2 separate regions of the Homo sapiens genome follow, and region 2 is linked to region 1. The links are chromatin contacts, found by Hi-C or POLR2A ChIA-PET in ENCODE. All regions are on one chromosome and are shown on one strand. The core of a region is the stretch at or near the end of the contact, and the rest is flanking DNA. Distances in the headings are between cores, read along the strand shown. Region 1 overlaps LOC124904509 (a long non-coding RNA gene). Region 2 overlaps PTPN14 (protein tyrosine phosphatase non-receptor type 14).

The links. Hi-C counts contacts between places; a loop is a spot of excess contacts on that map. ChIA-PET counts read pairs that join two places held with the same protein, here RNA polymerase II (POLR2A). Pooled maps may share reads with other maps.
Region 2: a loop to region 1 is called in a map of gastrocnemius medialis, with 4 times the contacts of the local background. The contact joins two enhancer-like sites. A Hi-C loop is called at or near these places in 1 of 168 maps with a recorded cell type or tissue (gastrocnemius medialis), 3 of 37 single-sample maps with no recorded cell type and 6 of 50 pooled maps. POLR2A ChIA-PET finds 5 or more read pairs at or near these places in 3 of 52 experiments (activated CD4-positive, alpha-beta T cell and activated T-cell).

Annotation. Positions count from the first base shown.
Region 1 is chr1:214,258,867-214,263,854 of GRCh38, forward strand. LOC124904509 (a long non-coding RNA gene) reads right to left here. Exons shown (of 2, transcript XR_007066876.1): 2 at 172-4,098. Among named protein-coding and RNA genes, the nearest start is that of SMYD2, 20 kb to the right of the region's middle. RefSeq lists an enhancer at 972-1,041 and a silencer at 2,751-2,800. Within about 2 kb of position 2,670, at least 6 of the 41 ENCODE cell types and tissues checked have a DNase peak (open chromatin) inside an H3K27ac peak, as active enhancers do; they include gastrocnemius medialis, where a contact is called at or near this core.
Region 2 is chr1:214,437,578-214,442,565 of GRCh38, forward strand. The region is part of intron 3 of PTPN14 (protein tyrosine phosphatase non-receptor type 14); the gene reads right to left. Among named protein-coding and RNA genes, the nearest start is that of PTPN14, 110 kb to the right of the region's middle. RefSeq lists enhancers at 1,571-2,542, 1,857-2,196. Within about 2 kb of position 2,019, at least 17 of the 41 ENCODE cell types and tissues checked have a DNase peak (open chromatin) inside an H3K27ac peak, as active enhancers do; they include gastrocnemius medialis, where a contact is called at or near this core.

The DNA.
Region 1 (4,988 bases), core at 1,420-3,919:
ATTTTTGAACATTACTGTCCTAAAGATGAGTATGTTATTGATTAAATAACACTAACAGCTCAAAATGTAGATGTCATAGTATCTGAATAATACAGACATTTGTAGAAAATCAGAGCAGGTAATTAAGGAAAATTAATATACTTTGCAAATTTAATTATTTGATTGACTATCTTCAGTAATTTAAATAATTGTCAACTCTCCTTTTTATTTTACACAGCGTAATAATTTTCCAAACAAAATGAGAAACATAACAAGTATAAATAAACAATAAAAGAGAAGAATTCAAGGGCACATTCCTTAATACTCTTCTCTTCTCTATCCACACTCACTGTCTTGGTCATCCTATCCAGGCTCACGGCTATGAATACCATCAATACACCAATTGTGACCAGTTTTAAATCTCTAGCCCTGACCTCTCTACAATCTCAAAACTTCTATATCCAACTACCTTTATGACATCTCCATCTGGATGTCTGATAGACAGCTGTAACTCAGCATGTCCAAAACTGAACTCTTAATCTTCTCCCTCAAAATCTGCTCTACCTAGTCTTCCCTATCTGTGGGAATGACAGCTTCATTTTTCCAGTTGCTCTGGACAAAAATATTGAGTCACCCTTGTCTTTTTCTCTCAAACATCACATCTAATTTATCAGCAAATCCTTCCTGTTGGCTCTACCAACAAAATATCCAGAATCTGATCACATCTCTCCACCACCAATTCTACCAGCCTGTGCTGAGTCACTCTCCTCTCTTGCTTGGATTGTTGCAATAGGCTCCTAACGGGAGATGTTGCTTCCACCTTTGTCCCCCTACGAGATTGATCCTTTTAAGTGTTAAGTCAGATCACCTCACTCCTCTGCTCAAAATCATCCAGTGGCTTCCTATTTTACTCAGCATGAAAACCAAAGCCTTCATGGTGACCTTTGTGAACTCATCCTCTATTTCCTCTCTGACTTCATATCCTTCTCCTCTTTCCCCCTTGCTCACTCAGCTCTAGCCATACTCTGGGCATGCTGTCACCTTAGGGTTGTTCTTCTCTGTTCTCTTCTACTTTCCTTCCAGGTGCCATGAGGTCATATTTGATGAAACCTACCCTGGGGATCCTCTTTAAAACTGAAACCCTCTTCTCTGCAACTGCCTGTCCCAATTTCCCACTATGCTGCTCTATTTTTCTACTTTTCTTTGGCAATAATCACTTTCTAACATTCTCTGCAGTTTACTGAGCTATAATATTTGTCTCTCTGTCCCATCAGAAGGCGAGCACCATGAGTTCAGAGATCTTGGTTTGCTCACTGGTGTATCCCCAGCACTAAATCAGTACCTGGAACACAGTGCTGAATAAATAGGGCAGGCACTCTCCTACAAATGCCTTATTTGTTGATGATAAAAACAGAATAATCCCAAGACTACAATTAGACCTTATTTAGTTTCATACAAGACTTTGTAATTTGCACTATTTATTTTCTATTGGATGGAAACTTGATCTTTTTTGAAAATACATAATGATGCATGTAATTCCTAGTACTAATGGAAAAACATGAATAAATAAGATGTAATATCTCATACACTTTCATATAACATATGTCTACAGATTTCAAAGCTTGCCTGTGGATTCCCAACTAACACACTTTGCTTATTTGTACCACTTGTGGTGTCCAGGCAGATACCTTGGGTGTAGCCATGGCTACCTCTTATTCTGAAATAAGTAATTATTTTGCCTCTACTTTTTATGCTAAAAATGTCAAACCTAGAAAAAAGTTTTAAAAATAGCATAATGAACACCATATACCCTTTACCTAGTTTCCTAATTATTTTACATTTTGCCACATTTGCTTTCTCTTTCTTTCTCAGGTATATTTTTTTCCTGAATTGTCTGATAGTAATTTGCTGATATCATGATATTTTACCCCTAAATAGTTCAAGTATCACTTAAGAACAAGGACATACTGCTATATAACAGCAATAAGAGGTCATACTCAAGAAATGCAACATTAATATGATTATCCAAAATATAGCCCATATTCATATTTTCCTAATTTCCCAATAATATTGTTTGTAGTTTTGTCTCTTTATATCCAGGGTCTAACCATGGACAATGAATTATATTTAGTTGTCATAGCTCTAAAATACTTCTCCCCTTCCTCCTCCTCCTTCTCCTTCTTTATTTATTACGTCATTGACATTTTTAAAGGGTCTGGGCCAATTGTTTCCTCATTACAAGATTAAGGTTAAAGATTTTTAACAAAACCTTTACCTAAAAATTGGACTTGCAATGCATGCCTCGATAGCTATAAAAGAGGCCGTACAGTAAAGTGATTATAAGCCAAGTTCATGGAGCCAGAACTACCGGGCTTCAAAGCCAGTTCCACCACCCATGAACTGTGAGAAATACTTACAGTCCCTTGCCTCAGTTCCCCTATTTATAAGATAGAGATGCTCATACCACCCACCTCATTAAATAGGTCATCATATGCGAGGCGCTTAGAATAGTACCTGGCATGTGGCAATTGCTTTGTAAGTGTTAGCTCTATTTATAGTTTTAAAACAACCTTGACTCATTTCCCTTTGATGGTTGAGATGTAGGGGCTGAAAAACACAGGACTGAAGTGTTACATCTTCCCCAATATAAACAGCAACTCTCAATGGCTTAGCTTGGAATTCTAATTAAGTCTTATTATTGTTTTGGAAGCTCAGAGTGGTTTTGCCTCAACCCTTTTGACAAATGGTGTTCAGTGGAGATTCAAAAGGGAGACAAAAGGTGGACTGGTGGTGCAATCCGCCGGCAAGGCTCAGAGATGAGCGGCCTTGGCCTGACACGCCTCTAGAGGGCAGCAGAGGCACGAGCGGCTCTCTGGCTCCCTTGCAAGTGAACCCGCCTGTCACTCCTGTCCACAAACCCGTAACCGGGAAAGGAGGTCAGCTTGACTCAATGGGCTAAATAGGTGTGGGACTGTTCACTTGAGGAGCTGAACCGAATAACCAGGAGTAATACCAGCATACACTATCTTTTTGGTAATAAAGCTGATGTTTAACTGTTTCTGAAGACTGAACATATCACACTAATGTGCTCTCCACAAACAAGCCATGGTAACATGAGGCTCACCAGATCTGGTGCCAGCAATTTAATTCTTAGCAAGCAGCTGAGTATGGAGGGTGACTTAGTGATGTAATCGCTGCCAGTGCCGGCTCCCCAGGGCAGGGAGTACCATCAGCTCTGCACAGAACAGAGAGCTCATCTGCCTGGCTGCCACTTCTTCTCTAGAATTTACAAACACATATAAGGGTTTTCGACTTCAAATCAACTTTCAGACCATTTTGTAAATGTTTCTTACTATCAGAACTCAAGTTTTCTCCTATAGTTTAGTTATCACCAAAGGTTAGATACAGGTCTCTTAAAAAAATTGGAGAGTAGTCAGAAATAAACGACAGATGATTATTAGCAATGTTATCAGCACGTTCTCCACATTCCAGATGGGTAGTACAGGGTAATGGGTAAGGGTATGAATCTGAAAGCAGACACCAGAGCTTGAATCCCAGCTCCACAATTGACTATTATAGCTGTGTGATCTTGGTCAAGTTATTTAATCTCTCTGTGTCTCAATTTCCTTCTCTGTGAAATGGAGATGATAATAATAGCACCTACCTCATAGGGTCATTAGAATCGAATCAAAGGAGTTAATATATGCAAAACTCTTACAACAGTTTCTTGCACTTAGTAAACACTGTAGAACTGCTAGCTTTCATCATTTAGGCTCTCAAAATCTTTTGTAAGTATTCAAGCCTTTCCCTCTCTTCTTCCTCCTCCACAACCAACGATCCTGATCCACGGCAGAGATTAGGGCTAAATGCACCCACACAGCGTTACCCTCCACAGGTATGTGCAAAAAAGGGGCCTTTCCCCCTTCACTATGTTCCTTCACATAGGAAGAAAACTGGAAAACTTCAACATTTCCTAAGCCTTTCATAAAAGTGTTCTCACTCTTCTTTGTGCCATCTTCTCTACACCAGCAAGGTTCTACTGAATTTTCTTCATGCAGGTTGGGTTACCACTTGTTTCTCTTCTGGTCACTTGCTGTCCAGCACCGCCAATCTAAGAATCTGGAAGAGGTTACGAAATTAGTCACCCACGGCTATGCACAGACCTTCCCTCTTTTTATCAAGCAAAAGCGATAGACAAGTATTATACATACTCCTGTTTTTAGAACAGAAAAATAAAGAGAATTCTTTTAGTGAAAATAAAGCAAACTCTTCTAAAGTTAAAACAAAGAAATTTTTAAAACTTTCAGAAATCAGATATTGCATTACACCAAAACTAAAAAAACCGTGGGGGTGAGGTTTAAGAGGATGATGCATATATAGAGAATCAACGCGGCATTCTAAACTGTCATCTTAATGTAAAAATAGGCTCTGTATAAATATGTCTCATTAAAAAAGACTTATGGAATCACTTTTTACATAATTCTATAGGAACTGGGCACATTCTGTCAGAGAGGGTTGGGAGTACTACATTTTTCAAAGTATACCATTGTCTAATATTTTGTCTGTTCTCTGAACTTACCTTAGGCTTAGGGGCTTGGGTATCTGAAGCTTAGTTCAACAAAGTATTAATGGATTTCATCGCAGATATACTTTCAGCGTTTTTAAAAATCCAATAAAATCAAAATAGTTTATGTTACATAGTCCATTGAGAAAATTGTAGAAATTTATTGATAATACCATAGCACATGGTAAAGATCAGATCTTATCCAAAATAGCATAGTGGTTAAAAGCACATGGCTTTTGGAACCAAACGGCAGGCTTTCAAATCCCAGTTCTTCCACTTACAAGCTTTGAGATCTTGGGCAAGACTCAGTGGCCTGGCTGTCACATGGTGGGGCAGCGATAGTGTCTACCTGTAGCAGATAAAGTAGGTGTTTCTGTTGCACTCCTCTCGGTGTGCACCTGACACATTCCTCCACAGATCACACATATACACCTTCTGTGCCATC
Region 2 (4,988 bases), core at 769-3,268, 180 kb after region 1:
TAAAATATTCTGAAAGAGAGGAAATACAATCAAACTGTACAAAATTGCTACAGAAGAACCTTGGATTCTCCATTCTGTTCCTTCTAGGATCCCCAGGAAGACGCCCACAATTTTTCTACTAAATAAGACCACGCCATCTATTCTCTAAATTCCTCAGCCTGAACCAAATGTTTTAAGCTTTGCAACTCTTTAATTCCTTCCCAGTTCCCCAAAATCCCCCCTGAGATTCTCCAACATCCATCTACTAACAGAAAAGACCAGCTACAGCTGAAAAGACATCAGGATACAGTTGTCTTCCATTTAACCAAACTTAAATGATAAGAATCACCCATGGCAATGATCAAAAACAGATTTTGATTCAGGGAGTCAGGACTGGGGTACAATAACCTACATATTTTTTAAAATGCCATAGGCAATACTGATGCACGTAGTGTGAAGACCACACTCAAAGAACCAACAGGCTCCCAATGTCTTATTTTTATTTTTTAAATAACTGTCACTCATCAGGAGTCTATCATCTCTTTAAATAATCTTTCACTGGAATCTGTTTATCTTTTCAGACTACAGTCTCTTCAAGTTACAAGTACTGTGAGATTACCATTGGGTCAGCCTGGCCCGTCCTGTGGCAGCCAACCTGGCTTCCCTGTTCTGAACAGCTGCTCTGACCATCTGGGAAGCTGTGAGGCAAGGCCCGCTTTATCCTGTCTCCTTGCTCGGGCCTGATAACCTTAGCCTTCCTACACTCGGCACAGGACAAAGCACCAGGCCGCGTCCTCTGCAGCAGATCTGCTCCCTCATATGGGACTGGAATGAGGGTGGGGAACCTCCCTGGGAATACATGTCTATGATAATAACACAAAATGTTTGCTTAAATTATTGTTTGCAATTCCACTTTTGGGAATTGCCTGAGGGAATTAGGGACAAATTTGAAGTTATCTTCAATAATATCAAATCATTTGTTTTGAGGGAGTAATTCTGAATTTTGGAAATCGCCAGTCAGTACAAAATTTGTACTCAGTAGAGTTTCTAGTAGGGTATGGTTTACAGTGATTTGGGTTTTACTAATCATTAATAATGTACGAAGCCTCACAGTGGCATTGTAATGTCTCAACCTGACTAGGCTGCACTCCATTTCCCAGAATGTTCTTCCCCTATGTTTCTGGTTAGTGTGGGTCACAGAGAATCTTCTGCCAGGTGACTGATACCAGCACAGCTCTCTGAGGGATGCAGCAGTTTCCTGCTACCTTCTAGTATATCTTTTCATTTAAAAAAAACAAATATTATTTGAAGACCTACTATATGCTAAGCACAATGGCAAATGCTTTCTGAACTCATCCTTACAATAGCTATGCTAGCATCATCTCCTGATTCTAAACACAAGAACTTAATTTTGGGGAGTTTACAGAGCCTGACCAAGAAACAAACACCAGAGAGTGAGGTCTTCAAGTCTGTTCTCCTTCTTTTTCCTTTTTTTCCCCCTACTTCCCACATTAATGTATGTTCTCCTTTGTAGTGTTTTTTTTATTGTTTTATTTCCAGCTATTATTTTCCTTGAAGATTAAACCAAAAAATACTAGTTCTTTGCTGATTCCAACAATCATTCAAAACATACAGAGCTCTAGCAGATACATAACTTGCTTCAAATTTTCCATCAGTATCCTCATCAGTAGCTATCTTTTCACAGTTGGCCATTTTATTTCAAGGATCCAAATTACCGACCTTTTTCATGTTTTCCTTAGTTAGACCTATGGGTTTCTCACATTAGTCACTGTCATAAACATCTATCTTTTCTACCTTCTTCAAAACATTTATGCTGGTCAAAAGCATTTGCTTCCAACATTGCTTCATCTCTGTGATTTTCTACTAAAGGACCATGTGTCTAACTCGCATTTCAGTTAAACTTACGTCAAAGTTGCTGGGATTTGCTCTGAATAACGGTAACTCATTTTTATGCTGGCAGCAAACGTCAGGCGAAATGTCTACTCACTCTCCCCAGCTGCAAGCACAAGATTGACGAGCTGACCTTGAGAGTTAGGAGGCTGTAAACCGAAACATGTTGCAACATGTCCCGCTATGATTACGCCTCCTCTGCTTTTACAAAGTACACCAGAAAGCAGTATCATTATTTGAGTCACACCTGGTAACTTGACACCTGCTGACACCTTTCTACTGTTTACTTGCAATGTCTCAATTTTCCACCCTTCTAAAGGACTCAGTGTCATCTGAAAGCTTGGCACTTTCACTATGTGCCCAGGGCTGGAGATCACTGATAAAGACGTTAAATAAAACCCATTTTAGTTCCACTCTCTACATAATGCTCGCTATTTAAAGGACTCACTCAAAGAAGTGCCTGTTTCCCTCTACCCTTTGTTTCTTCTGTCTGAACTACTTCCTTCTCTTTGACAAAACTCATCCCTTCCAATTCCACAGTGTGTCTTAGCTGTTACAGCTAAGGGGAGGGGAGGGGAGGATTGGCAAAGACTTTTTGAACGTTTAAATAAATCCTATCTATGGGCTCTCCCATGTCAGCATGCTTGGTTCACCTAAAACCATTCCAGAACCACCTTAAGAGCCAGGCTTGTCACTAAACAGCTGTGTGACTATGGGCAGAGTCCCTTTATCTGTCTGTTTCTCAGTTTCTTCATCTGTAAAACAAAGCAACTGGTCTCTGTGATTTATTGATATGTGGGGTCTCATATTTAGATATAAAACTCTATCATTCTGGTCTGTCTTGATATAAGGCAAAGGGCTCTTTCTCAAATAGGCTGTGTTTGTTTAAGATTTGAATGATGTCTTTATTGGCCTATAAGACGCTTGGTACTCTTTCTATGCATGAACCTTTTATGGGTAATCAGAGATGAGACAGATATTGTGAGCAATAAAGAGAGGAAATCTGAATAATTTGAGCCATGGCTCTGCAGTAGAAAGTTGACAGGGACATATAATCTAGCCCTCCGGAGTGATCTTTACACAGAAATAAAGTTTTCAAATGAGCACTTAGGGAAGTTATACTCTCACACTCAGCTCAACCACCTACAGTCTCTTATAGGCAGCTAAAGTGTTAATACAGCTGGACACTGAATGACATAAAATCAACTGGGTCAATGAAGAGATATGGGCTGACCCAAGTACTGAGATGCACTTCAAGTTATACAGAAAGTGCAAGTATCGGCAGTCAGGACCTAAATACCTACAAGGCCAGACAGGTCACAAGAATGTGTAAATGCTGCTGACTATTAACTCCCTAGGGAGTGGAGAACTAGGCCCAGTTAGACAGCACATGCCTCTCTGCAAGGCGTCCCAATTCAGTTCTTTCAAAAATGATCCTGGTGAAACAAAACCCACCTGAAGACCAGAATCAGCCCTCATAGTACTAGTTAATAATCTCTGATCTTACTGGTAGGTCAGCCCTCTGGATTTCTTTGTTGACTTTTTATGGAACTAAACTCCCTGTTACTCTGATAAAGCCAGTGAAGAAAGGCATGAACGGATGTATTTCTCTGGCAAAGTAATATAAAAGACTCCATTTATGTGATGACCTAAATCTACTCCACTTGTTAGAGAAAAAACTTCTGTTATTTAAAAAACAAACAGTTCTTTTTCAGGGTGCCCACTTTATAGAGTTCTAGTGAAGACTGAAAAAGATAATAATCTGAGATACTTAGCATAGCATCTTGCACATAAATGTTAGCTGCTACCATGACTACTACTGTTACATTATATCCGGTGATGGAACGCAACTACATTTTTCCACAGAACCACACAGAACTATAATATCCTCAGGCTGGGGAAGTTTTGAGGTTTTGGATTCTTGTGCTTTCTAGATTCTGCTGCTGCTCAGACACTGTAAGTTTCTTTAACGTGTGGATGTAGCACATCTGTCACTTCCTTCCTCTCCACCCACTCCACTCCAACTGAATGTCCCAATGCTGATATTCAGGAAAAAAGGTAGAGCAAACAATTATAAAACATCTATTCTTTGCACCTCTTCCAACGTCAAGATTTTTTTTAAAATCCATTTTTGAAATTGACACACCATTCTCAATCCCACCCATTGTAATGATACCCCTACAATCTTGAGAATCCTTTATGGGAAGCGGATGTCTCTTAAAAATTCATAAGGCACAGCCTGCATGCTTCAACATGACAAAACACCTCTTCATATAGCTTCTGTTGTTTTTCCCCCTTCTTTTCACACCTTTGTTAAAGGTAAACACTACAATGTGGCATCATCGTATTCTACTCAAGCTTTAGAAAAAGTAGACTATTTTAACATTTTGACTCATGCTCTATTACAAATCTTTATTATTTCATGAGTTCAATTGTTTAATCTTTCTCAGTCCTGCAATGTAACACTAATAAAGAACAATTTGGAATCAATGAATGAATGAACAAATGAATGAATGTATCTTTGAAAATCAAGGAATTCACAAAGGATAAAAATCAATACCTCTGCTTAAGAACTTATTTTCAAAATAGCTCAATAGCACATTATTTTTGTTTGCTTTTGAGAAAAGTTCCAAATAGACCAAATACTAACACATTAACCATGTGATTTAAAGATGTAATAATAAAATTATCACTTCTTTGAAGTATACTAAACAGGTTAGTACCCCTTATGCAAAATGTTAGGGACGAGAAGTGTTTGGGATTTCAGATTTTGAAATATTTGCTATACTTACCCAGTAGAGCATCTCTCATCCAAAAATCAGAAATCCTGAATGCTTCAACGAGCATTTCCTTTGAGCATCATGTTGGTGCTCAAAAAGTTTTCAATTTTGGTACATTATAGATTTTGAATTTTTGAATTAGGGATGCTCAACCTATTTTTTTGGTAAACTTTGTTTTTCTAATGGCTAAAACATACGTATAAGCATATCTTGCTTTATAAAGCATCTCAATCAAACATCTCAGATGCATTAAAGAACACAAACATTACATGAAGACTCCTTTTGAAATACGAATAATGCCTCTGATTTATTTCCTTT